Regions from separate parts of the Homo sapiens genome. Here region 1 is linked to region 2. A link is a contact called in ENCODE Hi-C data. All regions are on one chromosome and are shown on one strand. The core of a region is the stretch at or near the end of the contact, and the rest is flanking DNA. Distances in the headings are between cores, read along the strand shown. Region 1 holds the start of CFAP20 (cilia and flagella associated protein 20). Region 2 holds the start of FTO (FTO alpha-ketoglutarate dependent dioxygenase).

Region 1 (7,255 bases), core at 1,461-3,960, 4.4 Mb before region 2:
TTTCTGAATAATGGCATTATGAGTGATCATAATGTTATTTTGCACAGTTTCCTCAATGAACTTAATATTAGATTACATTAATCAGAAAAAAGTAAACTTGGCCGGCCGCGGTGGCTCATGCCTGTAATACCAGCTCTTTGGGAGATGGAGGGTCACAAGGTCAGGAGTTCTAGACCAGCCTGGCCAACACAGTGAAACCCTGTCTCTACTAAAAATACAAAAAATTAGCTGGGCATGGTGGTGGGCGTCTGTAGTCCCAGCTACTCAGGAGGCAGAGGCAGGAGAATTGCTTGAACCCAGGAAGCGGAGGTTGCAGTGAGCCAAGATCGCTCCATTGCACTCCAGCCCGGGTGACAGTATGAGACTCTGTCTCAAAAAAAAAAAAAAAAGAAGAGAGAAAAGAAAAAGAAAAAAAAGTAAACTCACATAAAGTAATTAGACTCAGAACCTTTCTGGAGGGGAGCAATCACAACCTTTATTTTCCTCTATGATTATTGTTTATTTGGTTTTCTAGTTCTAGACCCAAAATTGGTCACTTTTTTCCTAGAAAATAATTTATCTCATACAGATTTTCAAGGGGGTAAAGTTGTGTGTAGCATTTGAATAATCATCGTAATAACTCTTCTACAGTCAATTCTTTCTTTAATATGTCTGCTTTTCTTAACTGGAATTTTTGCCTAAGATATTTTTAACAATTTAATAAAAATCAAAGGATACATTGTTCATCAGTCTAAGGTATAGCCTCTCCAGAAATCATCCAAAAATGACAGTTTCATATAAAAAGTTTTTGACTTTCTACAGTAATAAGATTCATATATTTTCTCACTATGTCCAGAAATTCTGGCTGGATTATTTAGGGGGCTGATGTGAGGACTGAATGAGTTAATACATGCTAAGGTGTTAATATATAGTGCCTGACACATAGTAAATGTTCAACTTACTGCTATAATGGACAAAAACTGCTAATAATGATGATATTAGCTACAGACTCCTTTTCTATCAGCCATACCACCCAGCACAGGCCTAGGCAAAAAATACAATATTTAGGTAGATGCTCAGTGACTATGTCAACATTTGAGATTTCCCTTTACACTCAAAATGTAGCTTACTTTATGTTTTCTAAAATATTCTAGGTATTAATTAATTTATTAATTTATTTATTTTGAGACGGAGTCTCACTGTCACCCAGGCTGGAGTGCAGTGGCGTGATCTCAGCTCACTGCCAGCTCTGCCTCATGGGTTCACGCCATTCTCCTGCCTCAGCCTCCCGAGTAGCTAGGACTACAGGTGCCCGCCACCACGCCCGGCTAATTTTTTGTATTTTTAGTAGAGACGGGGTTTCACCGTGTTAGCCAGAATGGTCTCGATCTCTTGACCTCGTGATCCACCTGCCTCAGCCTCCCAAAGTGCTGGGATTGCAGGCGTGAGCCACCGCGCCCAGCCGTATTAATTTTTATTTTTATTTTTCAGAGACTGTGTTGCCCAGGCTGGAGTGTAGACCAGCCTGAGTTTGAGACCAGCCTGAGCAACACAGTGCAACCCTGTCTCTACAAAAACAAAAAATTAACGCAGGCATGGTGGCCCACGCTTGTAGTCAGCTACTCTGGAGACTGGGTGGAAGGATAGGCTGAGCAGGGGAGGTCGAGGCTGCAGTGAGCCATGATCGCGCCACTGCACTCCAGCCTAGGTGACAGAGCGAGATCCTGTCTCAAAAATAAATAAACAAATAAATAATAAAATAAAAATCAGCTGTTGGTTCAACTCAACTTTCTTAATTTTGTTTATGAATGTCTGCCTTTATCTTAATGTTCAGGATTATTTATTTATTTGAGACCGGGTTTCGCTCTGTCGCCCAGGCTGGAGTGCAGTGGCGTGGTCTCGGCTCACTGCAGTCTCCTCCTCCCGGGCTCAAGGGATCATCCCACCTCAGCCCCCCAAGTAGCTGGGATTACAGGCGCGCGCCACCACGCCCGGCTGATTTTTGTATTTTTTTGTAGAGGAAGGGTCTCGCTTTTTTGCCCAGGCTGGTCTTGAACTCCTGGACTCAAGCGATCCGCCTGCCTCGGCCTCCCAAGGTGCTGGGATTTCGGCCGTGAGCCACCGCGCCCGGCCTAATCATGTTCGGGCTTTCTTATTTTCTAATCAATGTATTTAAGGCGATACATTTTCCTCAGAGTGTCGCTTTGACTGCATGCCACAATGTGAATAATGACAGGCAGGGATGTATATTAGGCGCTTATCACAGTTAGTGCTGAATATTGGTTAGTTCCCTTTAACCTTATCCTGTACTTGGCCGACAAGCATGTGTTGGGCGTCCGCCCGACGCCAAGAAGCTCTTTTTCAAAGCCGCTTTCCCTGCGCAGCCCCTGTTCTCCCGCGCGGGCAACTACTCCCGGCCTGGCCGTCACGCCCCCTCACGTCACTCACCGCCCCGCCACGTTCTCATGACACCACGCAGGTGCCAGCAACGAACTCCAGAACCCTCCGTGCCCTTCCGCTTTTCCAAAGGCATCTCTGGGACGACGGCAAGAAAAATAGTTCCTTGACAACTGAGCTCTTTTCAGGAGGAGGCGGGACCAGGCGGGACTTACAGGCGGAACGAAACGGAAGTCCGTGGTCCTTGTAACGGGATTGGGCCCCGCGCTCCCGGGGGGCGGGCTCAGATGGGCGGAGGGATTCATTTTAAGCAACGGGCGGCCCTCCGCCTCCATTGAAGGCGGGGAAATACCGCGGCGCGGACGGTAGTTGCTGTGGTTTCCGTTCTGAGCTCGCAGCTTAGGAGCTGAAGATCGCGGACTTAGCGTTGCCGCGTCCGAGTCCGGCCATCAGTGGCTGCAGATCCGGAGGCCAGGAGCTCAACCACCCTTCTTCGGAACAGGGCCGGCCTGCTGCTGTGCCCTCGACGCTCGGTGCCTGTATCTACTCCGGGGCCTAGGTCGGCTCCGGGGGCGGCTTAGGAGAAGGCCGCCGGCGAGATGTTCAAAAACACGTTCCAGAGCGGCTTCCTCTCCATCCTCTACAGCATCGGCAGCAAGCCTCTGCAAATCTGGGACAAAAAGGTCGGGCTAGGGGCGGCGACGGGGCGGGGTGGAGGGGCTGCACCCCCTCCTCGTCCGGGGGCTGGGGACGGGGAATGGTTGTGTCGAATTGGGGCCTGGGAGAGGCCGAGAGGACGCTGCTGTGCCTTGTCCCCAGCCTGGCGGGACTGGGGCGCGAGGTGGGGGCGTCGTGTAAGCAGCGGAGGAGGTGGGGGGGGGGCGGTGCATGTGGGTGGGCGTGGCTGAGATCTAAGTGTCCTGCAGCTGTGGTGTGGTTAGGACCGCGACCCTCGCTGCTGTCTTGACTTGGTCGGTCAGTCCATTCTTTTGAGCCACTGTTTCCCCACCAATATAATGGGGTTGATGGTGCCCATCTCGTAGCATGAAATGCACGAACTTATTTGAAGGAGCTTTGGGGATGTAAAGATGAAAGGACCTGCTATTCACGAATTCCAAATATTTACTGATATCCGTTTTTGTGCCAGGCACGGTGCTGGGCACTAGACACAGAGCCTTTGTTCAGGCACCCTTACAGAGGAGCAGACAGAAAGACTCCGGCCAAGCCAGTGATGTTTAAATTGCATTCATTTGCTCCCTTCCTCCCACTGATCCCAAATAAGTCAGAATTCAGTGGCCCTTGGCACCTGCTCCACACTCACTGTGACTTGCCTGTACTATGCCCTCGGTGCCTGATTTCTCCATCAGGAAAACTGCAGAATGCTGACAGTCAAAGTCTTGTTTGGATTAATAAACTCAGAGCCAAGTACAGGCCTCATCTTTATTCAGGCATCCACTAGATGATATGTGTTTGGCCCCACGAGATGATGAATCTGTTTTTTGCAGATGTGAAGAAAGATCTAGCTGTCTATGAATTGGTCTGCATTTTATTACTTTGGTATTTCGTTCTTCATGCAAATTCCCAGGCAATCAGCTGTACTATTTCTTGAATATAAGTTACGGGAGGCACTCCAATGTGAAATTTAAGTCATATTCTTAGTACTGCTCTCTGGGAGAATGGCGAGTGTGGGTATGCCGAATGCTGCTTTTTAGAGAGATGCATGTGGAATAATCTCAGTAGGATTTATTGGTAATGAAGCCAAGAATTTTGAATTTTATCTTGGAACACGTCTCTGTATTCCCTTATCCACACATGAGAGCTCTTTATGAGGGCCACATAAAGTTGGGAGAGAACATGAGCAGCTTTCTGCCTGTCACCACTAGGGAACTCTGCGTTCTGAGGGCAGCTTTTAGGATGGTGTGTCCATAGTGTTACTTTCATAAGATAGTTGAAAAATCTGAATATAATGAAGTTGGGCCTTTGTGTATGTAAAATCTGCCCATCTCTTCTCTTTCAGATGATTCTATCCACAAGCTAGAGCTAGTGCCAGAGTACAGGAAAGCAGTTCCTTAACGTTGCTGCGTTACTGAGGTTTTTAGTTTCATGTATTTTTTCACAATGGAATAAAGCATTGTAAACTGTAAATTGCATCTGTACAAAGAGAGCCCAGGGTGCCTGGGAACTCCGTAAGGAGGTTGGCTTCCCAGCTGTCACTTGACTCAGTTATGGGCTGTCAGAAGGCATGAAGAGAGGGGGGCCCTCTGTGCCAGTGGAATTTGGAAACTGAATTGTAACAAAGTGTCAGTATAAGGCAATTGAAATCGAGAATGGGACTTGACCTAGGAGGAGAGGTTTTCAGAGCAGATAGAGAACTTACTAAAGCTGAAAGAATTCCAGTAGTAGGGAGGCCTCAGAATTTCTGTTACGAAACTTGTATCAGTTTTCCATTTTAACCCTTCTGGGCTTGATCTTGTGTGCTGTGTTTTATTTTTCAAATGAGGCTTTTTGAATAGTCAACATGTTTACCCAAGAATATAAAAGCATAGTAACCATGGTGCACTGTGTCCCTTAACAACGCCACTAGAGGTCGGATGGTACCCTAATGACATAAACACGTGTGAAAACATTGTTAAATCGATTGGCATGGTTACTTGGAGTAAATTAAACAGACATTTTGGCAAAACCTTTAGAACACTCATTTCAAGCAAAATCTTCACAACGGTAAAAGCTAATTTTGTGTTTCTAACTCTTCTTATTTAGACTCAATTGAAAAATATTTAGAATTGAGGATTTTTCCCCTCTTGGGGCAAGGGAAGGAAAGAGAAGAAAAAGGAAAGTTTGGGGCCGTATCCCTCAGCTTTGTCGTGTGTGCTTTTTCTCAGCTATGTCTGCATAAAGTGCTGGAAATTCAATCCAGTAGGGGGAACACTGGGAATTGATGTACTTATCAAAGATTTATTGAGCGACAGCTTAGTGACAGGCTTTGTGTAGACTTGGGAAGATAGAGAAAATATTTTTCCTGCTGCCAGGGACTAAGGCAAAGTTGTAATAAGGACAGAGTTTGTGGGGAGGTGAGGACTGTCTACATTTAGCTAGACATGACCTTGACTTTTGCCAGTAGGTATATATTGACTGTGGTACCTATTTATAGTTATTTTTATTTCAGAAAACTTTGTTGTTTTCTTTCATGAGTATATATAGAGAGAATTTCTGTTCGGTTTCTATGAAGAATCTTGAGAAATTTGGTTTGACTTTTGTTTAGGCTCTGTCTGCATAGAAGTGAACGCTGTATTCACAGTACCAGTGAATTTGCAAGCTTCCCTTTTGTGAAGATGGCTTGTTCGTTAGTGTTTGTCACACCGGCAATTTATTTGACTCTCTGAAGCTCACAGCCCCTCCCCTCCATCTCATCCTTCCAATCTCAACTTAAACATTCTTTTCATTGAGAACTTGAGTTAAGCCTCATGGGTGTGCCTGTGGCTGGCAGTTTTCTATTGTAGATCGTCCACTGGACTGCAGGTTCCTTAAGCAGAAGAACAGTACCTTACCGAAAAACCTCAATGCTAGGGCGTGGTCAGACACCTTGGATTTGCATCCTGGCTGTGCTGTGTTCCAGTTGTGTGATCTTAGCTATGTCCTTAACCATTCAGTTTTCTCGTCTATTTCTCACGGTTATGAAGATTCAATGAAGCTGTATATAAAGTCCTTAGCAACAGAGTTACAGTATATGTAGTCATGCACCACATGATGGCGTTTCAGTCAACGACAGACCTTACACATGACAGTGGTGCCATAAGATTATCATGGAGCTGAAAAATTCCTGTCGCTTAGTGACATAATAGTTGTTCGTTAAGTCAAATGCATTACTCGTGTTTGTGAGTAGGTGTAAACCAACCTACTGCACTGCCAGTCATGTAAAAGTATAGCATATACAATGATGTTCAGTGCCTAACACTTGATGATAAATGACTATGTTACTGGCTTATGTATTTACTATACTCTTTATCATTATTTTATTGTATTTTATTTTTCTGAGACAAGGTCTTGCTGTTGCCCAGGCTGGAATGCAGTAGTGCAATCAGGGCTCACTGCAGTCTCCATCTCCTGGGCTCAAGCAATCCTCCCACCTCAACCTCCCAAGTAGCTGGGACTACAGGCCCTCACCACCACACCTCACTAATTTTTGTATTTTTGTAGAGACGGGGTTTCTCCATGTTGCCCAGGCTGGTCTTGAATTCCTATGCTCAAGCAGTCCTCCTGCCTCAGCCTCCCAAAGTGCTAGAATTACAAGCATGAGTTCCCGTGCCTGGCCTTATCATAATTTTAGAATGTACTCCTACTTAACAACAAGAACAAAAAGTTAACTGTAAAATAACCTTAGGCAGGTCCTTCAGGAGATATTTCAGAAGAAGGCAGTGTTGTCATAGGAGATGACAGCGCCATGTGCGTTATTGCTCTTGCAGACCTTCCAGTGGGACAGCATGTGGAGGTGGAGACTGTGATTGATGTTAATGATCCTGACCCTGTGCGGGCCTGGGCTCATGTGTGTGTTTGTGTCTTAGTTTTTAACAAAAAAGTTTAAAAAGTTAAAAAAAGAAATAGGAAAAACCTTATGGAATAAAGATATATAGAAAGAAAATATTTTTGTGCAGTTGAACATTGTGTTTTAAGCTAAGTGTTATTACAAAATAGTCTAAAAGTTTTTAAAATTTTTAAAGTTTATAAAGTAAAAAAGTTCCAGTAAGCCAAGGTTAATTTATTATTGATGAAAGAAAAATATTTTTAATAAATTTAGTGTAGTCTGGCCAGGCACAGTGGCTCATGCCTGTAATCCCAGCACTAACTAAATAACTAAAGCACAGTGGCTCATGCCTGTAAT
Region 2 (7,171 bases), core at 2,739-5,238:
CAGGTGATCCACCTGCCTTGGCCTCCCAAAGTGCTGGGATTACAGGCATGAGCCACCATGCTCGGCCTGACACTGGAATTCTATCCACTGTGTAATAAAAAGGAACAAAGTACCAATATATGCTACAACATGGATGAACCTCAAAAACATCCTGGGTGAAAGAAGACCACATATTGTATGAGTCCATCTATATAAAAATGTCCAGAAAAGGCAAATCTAAAGAACAGAGTAGATTCGTGGTTCCCTAGGGAGGAAGTAGAATTGAGAAATAACTGCAAATGAATACAAAGTTTCTTCTGGAATGGAACTGTTCTAAAATAAGACGGTGGTGACAGTTACACGACTCTGCAAATATGCTACCAACCATTGAGTCCTACACTGAAAACAGGTGAATTTTATGGTATGTAAATTATACCTCACTCAATAAAGATTTACAAAAAGAGAGATATGCAACCTCATTAGTCATCACTGAAATGCAAATTAAAATCAAATATCACTGCACACCTACTAGAATGGTTAAAATGTAAAAGACTGACAAGCGATGAAAAGATATGAAACAAGTAGAACTCTCATTTTACATTCCTACTAACAGTTGGTAGGAATGTAAAAGGGTGCAGTGCATTTGAATATTGTTCCCCAAAAAGATATGTCCGAATCCAAAAACCCGGCACGTGTGAATGTAACCTTATTTGGAAAAAGTGTCCTTGCAAATGTAATTAAGTTGAGGCTCTTAAGGATCTCAGGATCATCCTGGATTTAGGACGGGTCCTAATCCAATGACTGGCATCCTTTTAACAGAAAGGAGAGAGAGATTTGAGACACAGAAACAGAGAGAAGGCCATGTGAAGATGGAAGCAGAGAAGTTATGAAGTGATGCTACCACAAGCCAAGGAACACCAGGGACACTAGAAGCTGGAAGAGGCAAGGAAGGAGTTTCCCCTAGAGTCCTTCAAAGGGAGTATGGCCCTATTGATGCCTTGATTTCAATGCCTCATCTCCAGAACTGTAAGATAATAAATTTCTGTTGTTTTAAGCCACCAAGTTTGTGGTAACTTGTTGCAGCAGCCATAAGAAACTAAAACAAATGGTCAAATCACTTCGGAAAACTGGTAATTTCTTCATAAGGTTAAACAAAGAACTCCCCTATAACTAAGCAATTCTACTCCTGGGCATTACCCGACAGAAATAAAAATGTAAAGACTCTTAGGTGAATGGTCATAGCAGCTTTTTTTGACAGAAATGAAAATGGAAAGACTCATACATGAATGGTAAAAACAGCTTTTTTCATAAGAGTCCAAAACCAGAAACAATCCTAATGTCCAGCAACAAGTGAATGAATAAACAACATGTGGTATCTCCATACAGTGGGCCACTAATTTGCGATAAAAAGGAACAAATTATGGATACATACAACAACATGGATTAATCTCAAAAACCATTATGCTGGCCAGGCACAGTGGCTCACGCCTATAATCCCAGTACTTTGGGTAGCAGAGGCAGGAGGACGGCTTCAGCCCAGGAGTTCCAGACCAACTTGGGCAACACAGCAAGACACCATCTCTATTTTGAAAAAAAAATCATTACGCTGAATGAAAAAAAGACCCAAAAGTATACACTGTATGCTTCCATTTATATGAAATCTAGAAAATACAGATGCATCTACAGAGACAAAAAACATATCAGTGGTTGTTTGGGGGCCAAGGTGGAGGGACAGACTAACCACAAATTAACGAGAGGGAACTTAGGAGAGAAATGTTCGCTATGCCAACTGTGGTGGTTTTGCAGGTATATACATTTGTCAAAAGGCATCAAATTGTACACAAAAATGGTTGCAAATGACTGTATGTAAATTATACCTCAATAAAATTGATTAGAAAAAGAGAAGATAATTCATGAGCCATTGGACACTTTACATTTAAGATTTAAAACAACTACTTATACTTTGTTCTAACAAATAATATTAAGCAAACAAATTTTAAATGAACAGCCAATTTTTTAAAGAAAAAAGGAAGACAATTTGCTCTACTAATTCAACATGTTTCACAAGCAGAAAATGGGAAAAGCCTTGAATTTGGAGTCAGAAGACCTGGCTCAGAGCACTAGTTTCACCTAGCAACCAAGTGGCCTTGGGCAAGTCACGATTTACCTACAAGTCTCAGTTTCTAAATCTCTAAAATATGGATGACACTAGTAACTCCCTCACAGGCAATGGTTATGGTTTCAATAGAGTAAGAGCTTCTTTGGTGCAGTGATTCTATTTCAGCCAAAATTATAATCCCAACTTATGGCAAATAATAGGTGCTCAACAAATCTTCACAGAATAAATGAAATACTTTAAAAATAAACCTGAAAGATGAGAAAGACATCATGCACAACACCATGAGGTGACATTTGTTTCTTTGCACTGTGTAGACTAAAGCAGAAGGGTCGCCCTCTTTGTGCTTATCTTTAATATATTATCCACATCATATGCAGACTCAAGCATGAAAACTTCTGGTCCCTTACGAAATACTGCAATAACTCAGGTCAATATAGAGCAGATTTTATATTTTAAATCCTTAGGTGTATTGCCCTAAACAGACTCACGTGTAAGATGAAATTCTATGAAAGCAAGAACTGTGTCTACGTTATTTAACACTGTTATTCACTGCCAATATTTGCCTAACATAGAGTAGGCAGCAAATGACATGTGCAAAGGCCCTGAAGCCCGATAAAGTATAGTGAAGAGTGACTTTTAAGAAGGCCAAAGTGACTGGTAGGCAGAGAGCAGAGTGTCATATCCAATGGGGTTGTGAAAGCAGGTAGGGTCCAGATCATGCAGGATCTTGTAGGCAATGTGAAGTTTTGCCTTTATCCTAAGAGCAACAGAAAGCCATGGAATATTTTTAAACAGGTGGTTGGCAGAGTAAGGAGAAAGGAAAGGGACATAATTATATTTGCATTTCACGAAGATCTTACTCTATGGTGTGCAGAAGAGAATGGTAGTTGAGGGAAGGGAGAGAAGGTGGAAGAAGAGTTAAGTTAGGGTGTAGAGTGAGTGTAGGCCAATCAATAGGCTATTCCAACAGTCTATTAAAAAGATAATGGTAGCTTGGTCCAAGGTAGTGGAGATGAAAAAAAAAAAAAGTGGGCATATTCCCAATATACGTAGACAAATCAACAGGATCTGAGTTTGGGAATGAGAGAAAGGAAAACACTCAATGCTTCTGAGCCTCAGTTCTTCATCTGTGAAGCTGGGCTGTTATTTATACTCCATCTGTATAATATCTATCTTGCAATCTGCTGTGACAATGATATGAAATAATTTAAATATTATGCACTTAATACAGTGCCTGACCCACAATAAATGCTTTTTAAAATCTCTGTTGCCATTATTATGGTCATCCCATGGAATGGCAACTACCAGAAGCTGAACATCAAAGGTAGAGAGGAGCAATGTAGTTAAAGATTCATATCCACAGCGCTAAAAGACACAAACTGTTATCAGCCGGTCACGGAGACAATTGTTCCAAAGAAACACAGCTGACTGCACAGATATTTCATCTAAGCCGATCTCAGTCCTCAGAGACCATTATGAGAAAGCACAGCTGGTATGATCACAGTCATCTGAGAATCCGGTAAACTGAGGCACAGGGATGGCGACAAATTTAACCAAGGAATAGATGCAGAAGAAGGACAAGGAAATGGGTATCTTGCTTCTCATTTTTGAGCCGATCCAACAAGACTCGGCCTGCATCCTGAAGAGCACGAATTTGTAACATCCCCTCTAATATCTCCAGGTCCCTTGCTGACAAGGCCCTGTCATCCCTTAGTTTAACACCGCGCATCCGCTCGCCATCAAACCAAGCCCTTCCGGTTCCCTGATCCTTGCTCACAGCGCACGAAGATCTCCAGGCCCCGGGAGCCCGACATACCTTAGCTTCGCGCTCTCGTTCCTCGGCAGTCGGGGTGCGCTTCATGCTGCCACTAAAGCCGCCTTCGCCACCGCAAGCTGCGTAGATCCCTCGCCCTGGACCCCGCCTCCTGCATGTAGTTCTCTCAGCGTCCTGCTCCCGTCTGGAGCTATTCTCCCTCTGAGTAGAAAAAACTACAACTCCCAGGATGCACCGCGGCGACACCCGCGAGCGCCACGGGATTTAGCACAGGAGAATTTCCCAGGTCCGACAGCTGGAAGAGCGTAGTCCGCTACCCCGCGAGCAAACAGGCTAGAGTCCAAGGAGAACTACATTTCCCAGGAGGCTACGGGAGCCTGCCATGTTTCTCCCGTGCTCCTCTCGGCCAGCCGCCCGCCACGCTGTCGGCGCTATAGCAACGGTAGCTAGCTGCAGGGCCAGTGGCACGGTGAGTACCCGGGAGGATGGGGGAGGATGAGGGTGGGTGGAGGTTGCTGACCCTCCCCACTGCAGCGCGGGCCGGGGTCCTAGGGTCCGCTCTGCCGCCTGGAGAAGGCCCTGGAGTTGGCCCTGGAGTTCTGCTGGCGTGAAAGCAGCCCAGCCCAAGACACCTCCACATCCTCAGGCCTGAATCACAGGCCGCCCTTTATCCCCACGTCCAGGACCAATTTGAAATGTTATATCCCAGCCATGAAGGTGAGAGTTGATGCTGCTAATTGCCATCTCTATCCAGATCCTGCAAGTTGTAGGTCCCTAACACAGTTTGCTCATTTGCCCTGGATTAGGAGTTGGTTGGTAGACCCTAAACCTCCTGAGTGGTCTATTGTTTGCTTAATTATATATTATTTGTTTATCATGTGATTACCTCCATAACTTGCTAGCTTCATAAAGGCGGGGGTTTTGCTTGCCATTTTAATCTCAGTACCTGATATTCATTTATTCATTCAATAAATATTTTTTCTTTATTCTTTTTTTTGTGTGTGTGACAGGTTCTTGCTCCGTTGCCCAGGCTGGAGTGCAGTGGTAAGACCTCAGCTTACTGCAAACTCCTCCTCCCAGGTTCAAGCGATTCTTCTGCCTCAGCCTCCCGAGTAGCTGGGATTACAGGCGTGTGCCACCACACCCAGCTAATTTTTGTATTTTTAGTAGAGACAGGGTTTCATCATGTTGGCCAGGCTGGTCTCGAACTCCTGGCCTGAAGTCAGCCGCCCGTCTCGGCCTCGCAAAGTGCTGGGATTACAGGTGTGAGCCACCACGCACAGCCAATCATTCAATAAATATTAATGTTGGTTCCCACCCTGTACCAGGCACTGTTCCTGAACAGTTGTGAACAAGACTAATACCCGTCTCAAGATGTTTATCCTTTTTTAGTGGAGACAAACAATAATTTTATCTGATAACTTCAGATAGAGGCAGTTGCTATAAGAGATACAAGCCATGCTTGGTGGCACGCACATGTAGTTCCAGCTACTCGGGAGGCTGAGGTGGGAGGATCACTTGAACCCATGAATTCAAGGCCAGCCCGGGCAACATAGCAAGACCCTGTCTCAAAAAAAAAAAAAAGAAAAGAAAAGAAATAAACAGTGAAGAAATGTAAGGAAGACTACTCTAACATAGGATGGTCAGGGAAAACCTGTCTGAGGAAGTGAACTGAGCTCCAAAGATTAAGGAACCAGCTAATACAAAGGCCTTGAGCAAGACAAGGGTATGGGGGGTTCGAGGAAAGTAAAGAATAATGTAAGTGAAGCATAGTGAGCAAAGAAGGATAACATAAGATGGTGTTGGAGAGGCATTGCAGCATTGTGCAGGGTTTTTCAGCTTCTACACTATTATTAACATTTTGGGCTGGATAATTCATTATTATGTCTCCTAAGCACTGTAAGATATTTAGCATCATCCATGGCCTCTACTCACTAGATGCCAGTAGCATCCCGCTTCCTTGTTGTGACAACCAAAAATATCACCAGACACAACTATTAATACTTTCAACTACCACCTTAAGTGAGTTAACTAATCTGTGTCTCAGCTTCCTCATTTGTAAAGCAGGAATCATTTGAGTAACAGCCTCACAAGGATATGGTGAGACACTTCATTCCTATAACAGAACACTTAGAACAGTACCTGGCACATAGTAAGCGTTCAATGAATGTTAACACCATCATCATCATCATCATCATTATTATTTTTAAAGTGACCTTAACTCTGTCATGGAAAACTAATCATTTTCATACACGGGCCTATGTGTCAACAGGATCCTAAAAATTGACCTTTTCTATAGGAGTACTTCCAAAAGAAGTAGATGATCTCCCAAGGATTTGTCTGTTAGCTGTTTCTGTAAAAGCAAAATGCAATGGTTCTCCACCATTTGCGAGTTGTAATAAAAGTTATGAACCCTCTTTAAAAGATATTGCATATATACATATACATACAAAATTTGGTAAACCATCTCTGGGTTCACAGACCCTGAAACCCCATGGACTCCATTCACTCACTCAACAACTATTTAATGAATGCCTGCTCTCAGAATGCACCACGCTCTATGCTAGCCTCCAAGAATACAGAGCTGAACAAGACAATGAAGCTTGCTACTGTCTTGGTCTTTACATTCTAGAACCAATATCCTAGAGCTTAAGAACTCTGCCCTTTAGAGTATCTTCATTCACAGTTTGCATGTAGCTTACTAGGTAGATTGAAATGAAAATATAAAATCCTTTATTTTTGCATACTAGATATTGTGTGGACCACTCACATCCATACTCAAAATAGAGTTACTATGGTGTATTTCTGTAAAGAATAGAAACTACAAAAATACTAGAATTAGCTAGAGAGCCTATATGTTGAAGTAGTTGAACCCTGGGTGAGACCTAGGCCTCATGGCAACAAAGGCAAGACACACACACAAAAAAACACAAACCCAGTTGGTAAATTTATGCAACGAAACCTCTTTCACAAAACTCACAAAATGCACAGAACTGCCCACTCATTTGTACATCAAGCAGACAATATTTGAGTAATATTGACATCCCAGGCACATGTGATCAGTGCTTTTAATTTACTCATCCCATTTACCCTTAGAATAACTCTCTGAGATAGGTATTATTTTCTCCATTTTTAAAACTGAGAGACTGAAACTCAGAGAGTTTAGGTGGCTTGACTAGTTTGTTAATGATAGAGCAACCATTTGAATCAAGTTCCTGACCTGAGTTTTTTCCAAGATATCTGCTTTCTTTTGGAGGCTGGGGAGAGGAAAGGGATGGAGAGGAGGTATTTCTTAAATG

Evidence for each region. Hi-C counts contacts between places; a loop is a spot of excess contacts on that map. Pooled maps may share reads with other maps.
Region 1: a map of CD8-positive, alpha-beta T cell shows a loop between it and region 2 (21-fold over the local background). The contact joins the promoter of CFAP20 here to the promoter of FTO in region 2. A Hi-C loop is called at or near these places in 2 of 168 maps with a recorded cell type or tissue (CD8-positive, alpha-beta T cell and naive thymus-derived CD4-positive, alpha-beta T cell), 1 of 37 single-sample maps with no recorded cell type and 9 of 50 pooled maps.

The regions. Positions count from the first base shown.
Region 1 is chr16:58,124,836-58,132,090 of GRCh38, reverse strand. CFAP20 (cilia and flagella associated protein 20) reads left to right here and starts at 2,710. Exons shown (of 6, transcript NM_013242.3): 1 at 2,710-3,059. The coding sequence starts at 2,976. It overlaps LOC101927556 (a long non-coding RNA gene), which reads right to left and starts at 3,207. Exons shown (of 4, transcript NR_188516.1): 1 at 2,428-3,207. RefSeq lists silencers at 1,686-1,923, 3,046-3,185, 4,980-5,049 and enhancers at 1,604-2,524, 2,816-2,985, 2,525-3,446.
Region 2 is chr16:53,700,973-53,708,143 of GRCh38, reverse strand. It overlaps FTO (FTO alpha-ketoglutarate dependent dioxygenase), which reads right to left and starts at 3,988. Exons shown (of 9, transcript NM_001080432.3): 1 at 3,915-3,988. The coding sequence starts at 3,959. It overlaps RPGRIP1L (RPGRIP1 like), which reads left to right and starts at 4,285. Exons shown (of 27, transcript NM_015272.5): 1 at 4,285-4,341. RefSeq lists enhancers at 3,766-4,175, 3,790-4,290 and a silencer at 4,326-4,375.